Linked DNA regions of Mus musculus: region 1 is linked to region 2. The links are chromatin loops, found by intact Hi-C in ENCODE. Cell type or tissue: left cerebral cortex. All regions are shown on one strand. Region 1 has its middle 82 kb from the start of Gm40925. Region 2 overlaps Adtrp (androgen dependent TFPI regulating protein).

Region 1 (2,500 bases), 62 kb before region 2:
GAAATGGGAACAGACCATCAAAGCTCAAGCCCCCCCCCCCCCCCCGTGTGTCACTTCCTCCAGGAAACCCCCCAAGTACAGGTTTCATAGCCTTTCAAAACAGAACAAGGTAGCTGGGGACCAAGTGTTGGTATCAGGACCTGACATCACATAGGCGGACCCGCAGACCTGTTGCCAAAGCAACAGCCACCTTATTCTCAGAATCCACTTGGCTCACCTCCCACCTTTACCTGTGTTACATCATCACCCATATATAAAGAAAGGCCCCCCTGATCTCTCTCTCTTCCCCACTTCTCTTTCTGCCACCACCTTGCCCCTCTCTCTCCCAATAAACCTCATGTGGAACTGTTTGGCTTGGTATAGTCCTTCTGAAGGCGCGCAACGTTCAAGATCTTAGCACCAAGTGTTCAAACCCATGAGTTTATGGGGGCATTGCACAATGCAAACCAAACAAAAGTGGTCCCTGTGGGCTCCCTTGAATTTCATCACAGTTTCACTGTCGGAGTCAGATGTAGGGCAAGTCTCCTTAAAGGAACAGAAGTAAATCAGCCTTGCCCTGCCCCTTGCAGTCTTCAGGGGGATGGGTCTTTATCTCTTGCTCCTTGGTCTGGGGTCTTTCCTCAGAAATTCCAACTAAACCCGCTGCTTGCCAGTCTCTAGGGCCTGAGGGAGGACCTGGAGCCAGGTGGCTTTCCCTCCCCAGATTTAGAATCGTGGCCAGCTTCAATTTACATAACACAGCTTAATCCGCAGTAACAGGAGCTGCAAGGCAGGTTCTTTCTCTCTCTCTTTTTCCTCTCCAAGACACGGAAACCTTTATTTTCTCTGTACACCACAAACCGGTGCTGTTAAATAATATTGGATAATTGCACCTGTCGTACCTCCCATATTGTGCCGAGGAAAAATAATTGCTGGTTTTCTGCTTTGCCGTTTAGCTGTGACTCCGTCATTTGACTCGGAGCGTGTCATTTTCTCCCGTTTTTAGACTGTGTACAGTCAAACTGTGTGAAAGGCCTCACAGATAGGGGCCCTGCGTGTGTGAGTGGGCGCGGGCCTCATTCAGCAGTGATTTCTAATTTATACAGCATTGAAAATTTGCAGCTATAAATAAACAGCTGACTGGCTTAGCTGCCTACTCAAAATCCTTTATTAAAAAAAAAAAAAAAAAAAGCCACCACCAACTTGATGTGGAAGGAAAACCAGGCTGCCTGACTATGGAATAAATTGTGTTTCCCAGTCTCTGGGCCTGGGAAGGAAGCTGATATCCTGGGTTGGGGCCGCGGCTCAGGGCTCAGGGATTTGGAGGTGCCCTGGCATCCCCAGTTTCCCCCTCATGTTCCTCACATGCACCTCAGCATGTCTGAGGATCACTGTCTATGAAACTGGCTTCCTGTTATGACAAATAATTCAGGCAAGCAGACGCAGGGTTGTTGAATACAGATTGTGGAACGTATAACCCTTTGGAAGGGAGAGTGGGGAACCGGTTTCATTTTGTGAGAGCTAGCAAGGGATGTTAGCTTGTGTATGAGCCAATCAGGTGTGAGGTTAGCTATGAGGAGCCATTGTTCTCTGCTCCCTACCCCCAGCCTGGATAAGGGTCTCCAACTACTCTGGAGACACTTGGTCACTTTGTCATGTCTAGCATTGCAAGAAGGGATCAGTTGTCTTAGCAGTGTTACCATTTTGCTCTACAACAAAGGGGGAAGAAAGTGGGCTGGGGAATGAGCTGCCTGTGTGAACCCCGACCTGTCATTTACCCTGTCCTGGCCCACCCAACCCCCTCTGGATCCAGAAGTCTACTGGAAACAGGCTCTCTGGAACCAAAGGGTTGAGAACATCTCTAGCCAACTCAGGTAGGACCATGGTAAGCTTAAAAAGAGATTGCCGGGTGGGGTGGGGTGGTGTGTGTGTGTGTGTGTGTGTGTGTGTGTGTGTAGGGGAGTGTTTACACTATGGAAAGGAGCCAACATCATGAATCAGGAATTTAATTTGTTGTTGGTCGTTAAACATTTACCAGCACGCCACTCACTAACACGAGGTCAGTTTGTCTCATTGTAAGATGGGACCCAATACATTTTCCGCATATGTAGGCTAAAGTGAATATGATTAGGAATTTTCACTATTCAAACATTATTGGGGGCATCATTTGGCTCCTGTTATTATCATATTCCAACCACCAAGGCTCCCTAACATAGCTTTGCAGGTAGCGAGTGCTATATGGCTTTTTCATGAATGTTTAATCAGCGTTCATTATAAGTGTCTTGTTGCTGGTAATTTAACGACACCAGCTCCGGGAAGCACCTGTCTGCTCATTATGCATGTGCCCAGTGGGACACCCAGCTGAGGTATTTCTGGTGTCAGAACAGAATTACACAGCGGCCAGCCATGCTGCCTGCCATCAAGGTTTAATTTGGTGCCAGGACAGTCAAGCCACAAATAGAAATGGGCTCAACTGACACCGGAGTGCACTGTGTCTGTGAGAAGGCAGCAGCGCAGGTCA
Region 2 (2,500 bases):
ATGGAAATCAGATTAGGGAAGAAAGCGTATTACTCAGCTCCTCCGAAGTTTCTCCCCATCAATACAAATTGGCTTCCCTGTAAATGTGCCAATCATCTCTCCCCCCTCCACCCCCAGTTCACACATACCATCTTGCAGACATATGCCAGACGCCAACTCAGGGTGAGGCAGCCTCGCTGCCACTGATCTGAGTACTGATATGCTACATCCTTACTAACAAGGAATACTTGGGCAGTGTCAGGTCCCACATGGGTGTAGGAGAGAAAAGGTTGAGGGTCAGGCCAAGGTAAAGGTACAGGCTAGAGCTAGGGTTTAAAGGGGCCACTGAACAGAGTTGGAGGATAAGGAGTAGTAAAAGCTGGATTTCTAGGGAGTCTGGAGGGGTATCGAGAGGATAATCAACCAGGTTATCCAGATGGATAGTGATCTGCTCATCCATCAAGGAAAAAATAAGACAATGTTTAGAATCACACACACACACACACACACACACACACACACACACACACACTCACAGATTCTAGGGAGTCCTGGGTGGTGTTGAGGGTGCATTTGGGTCATCACCTCAGGTCATCCAAATGGGTAGTGGTCTGCCCTTCTGTCATCCTAGGACATTGGCTCCCAGGAAAGTAGGCTTCATGGTGTCCTGTTGATCACAGGCTATTTACAGCTAATGGTTTCCGATTCATCTTTTCTACTGGCTCTTCCCTGACTCTACTCCAGTGGAATGTTCTGGGACTTTTCCTGAAAGGCTCGCTGCTCTATATTTGGTAGCTGTCTTTCTGTTTCTGTTGCTAGCTAACAAAATTATGACCAGTGACAGAGCTGAATTTACATTAAAAAAAAACAACTAATGTAATTTTAAAAACTGTAGCTGAAGGATATTTAGTTTATATATTCCATGTCTTCACAAATCCACTAGGATCTTAAAATCATGGAAACTTACCCTCTCCAACTCATCAAGTTTATTTCCCTTGCCCTAGAGCCAAAACCTTTTTAAACAACCCCAGGAAATGAAAATTTCTTCCATTAAAATAATAATAATAATAATTCCAGAGAGGGAGATTCCACAAGTTCCCTGAAGAAGACATTATGACTCCTGGTGGGTGAGTGTAGTGAGCCGGTGCCAAGCTCAAGGCTCTGGGCCTGACTCAGTCATCCTGGGACTTTCCTTACCCCTCTGTCAACCTGATGCAACTCTTGCAGTGAAAGACCATTCTAAAATTAAAGAGAACACAAGCACTAACAGGGAATGATGTTTTATCTGCTGGTATCGGAGAGGGTGCTGTTGACTGAGAAGGTGGCTAGCATTCTCTCTCATCCAAGGCTATCTGGGCCTGTGTGAAGTGCACAATCCCACTCATCGTCCATGTGCCTTTAAGAAAGATGCTGAAACTCATGGACAAAAGGGTATACTGTGGGACGCACTACAGCTTCCGCAGGGAGATTTGTTTTTCTCTGTTTTGTGTGTGTGTGTGTGTGTGTGTGTGTGTGTGTGTGCGTGGGGGGGTTGCAAGGATGGAGGGAGGGTAGAAGGGGAGGGAGAGATGAGTGGGATTGGAGTGCATGTTGTGAAATTCACAGTGAACCAATAAAAAGTTAACAACAGCAACAACAAGAAGATGCTGAAGTTTCATCCATGTAATCTTAACAACATGGTGGTTGTCCAAATAAGTTGTGCACAATGCTACCAACTTGTTGACACACCAAGGTGGGTGTGGTACGTTTCGCAAGGCTGCACCCCTCAATGAGGGGCCACAAGGAATTCATCCATGGTTACTGAGGGAGGGAGCATCAGCGTTCTCTAGGAATGAGCTTCCTGACCAGTTAGTTATCCAATCCAGGCGGTCAGCCCTAAACAGATGCTCTCCTGAGTTACAGAATCAGTAGAGTGTGTGGGTGTAAAGCAGCGATCACTGAAGAAGTCCTAAATTTGAGTGGGAGAAGCAGTGGACGTGGGGGAGGTGGAGGGGAAGGGGGGAGTGGTCAAATTGGGTAAATACCGGACTCTCATGTGACATTCACAAACAAATTAAATTTAAAAAGATCAACTTAAAAACAACAATACAACTCCCTTAAGATGAACAAGGGAGTTAAACAAACAAAACTAGGAGGACAAATAATGTAAAGAACACAATTTGGAATGATGAGGAGAGAAACAGGGAAAGCAAGAGTTGTGGGGATGTGTTGGTTAGAAGTGTAAGAAGCCTTGGCCAAGGCTGTGTCGCTAGGAACAGTGGCTTTTGGGTAGTGAGTGGTAGAATTTCCTGGGACAGAGCAACCTGCAGGGGGATGGGGTTTCCTGGCGAGTGGCTCACTCCAGTTAGAAGTATATACTGCTTACCAATTCATTCAGCCAACATCCCTGGAGTACCAGTGAGGAACCCAGAATTGTGTTAGAGATAACACGTGCCTGGGGTGGAGAGGTGTGTGGTGGGGGAGCTTGGGGGGGGGGGTGGAGTGGCTCGTGTCAGTTTGCCTTTACCGGGAATGAGGAAAA

What was found. A loop is a pair of places that touch in the nucleus more often than their neighbours do. Peaks named below come from ENCODE experiments on the same cell type or tissue, not always from the same donor. Only the 100,000 strongest peaks of a DNase experiment are listed, where the experiment ranks them.
Region 1: a loop joins it to region 2, with 4 times the contacts of the local background. A loop is called at or near these places in 4 of 42 quality-filtered maps.

What each region holds. Positions count from the first base shown.
Region 1 is chr13:41,758,292-41,760,791 of GRCm38, forward strand. No RefSeq gene overlaps it. Among named protein-coding and RNA genes, the nearest start is that of Gm40925, 82 kb to the left of the region's middle. In left cerebral cortex, no CTCF peak of the experiment used is centred here; a DNase peak (open chromatin) is centred at 1,015; H3K4me3 peaks cover 336 bases; H3K27ac peaks cover 1,299 bases.
Region 2 is chr13:41,819,975-41,822,474 of GRCm38, forward strand. All of the region lies in intron 2 of Adtrp (androgen dependent TFPI regulating protein), which reads right to left. Among named protein-coding and RNA genes, the nearest start is that of Adtrp, 26 kb to the right of the region's middle. In left cerebral cortex, no CTCF peak of the experiment used is centred here; DNase peaks (open chromatin) are centred at 124, 688, 1,279, 1,853 and 1 more place; H3K27ac peaks cover 903 bases.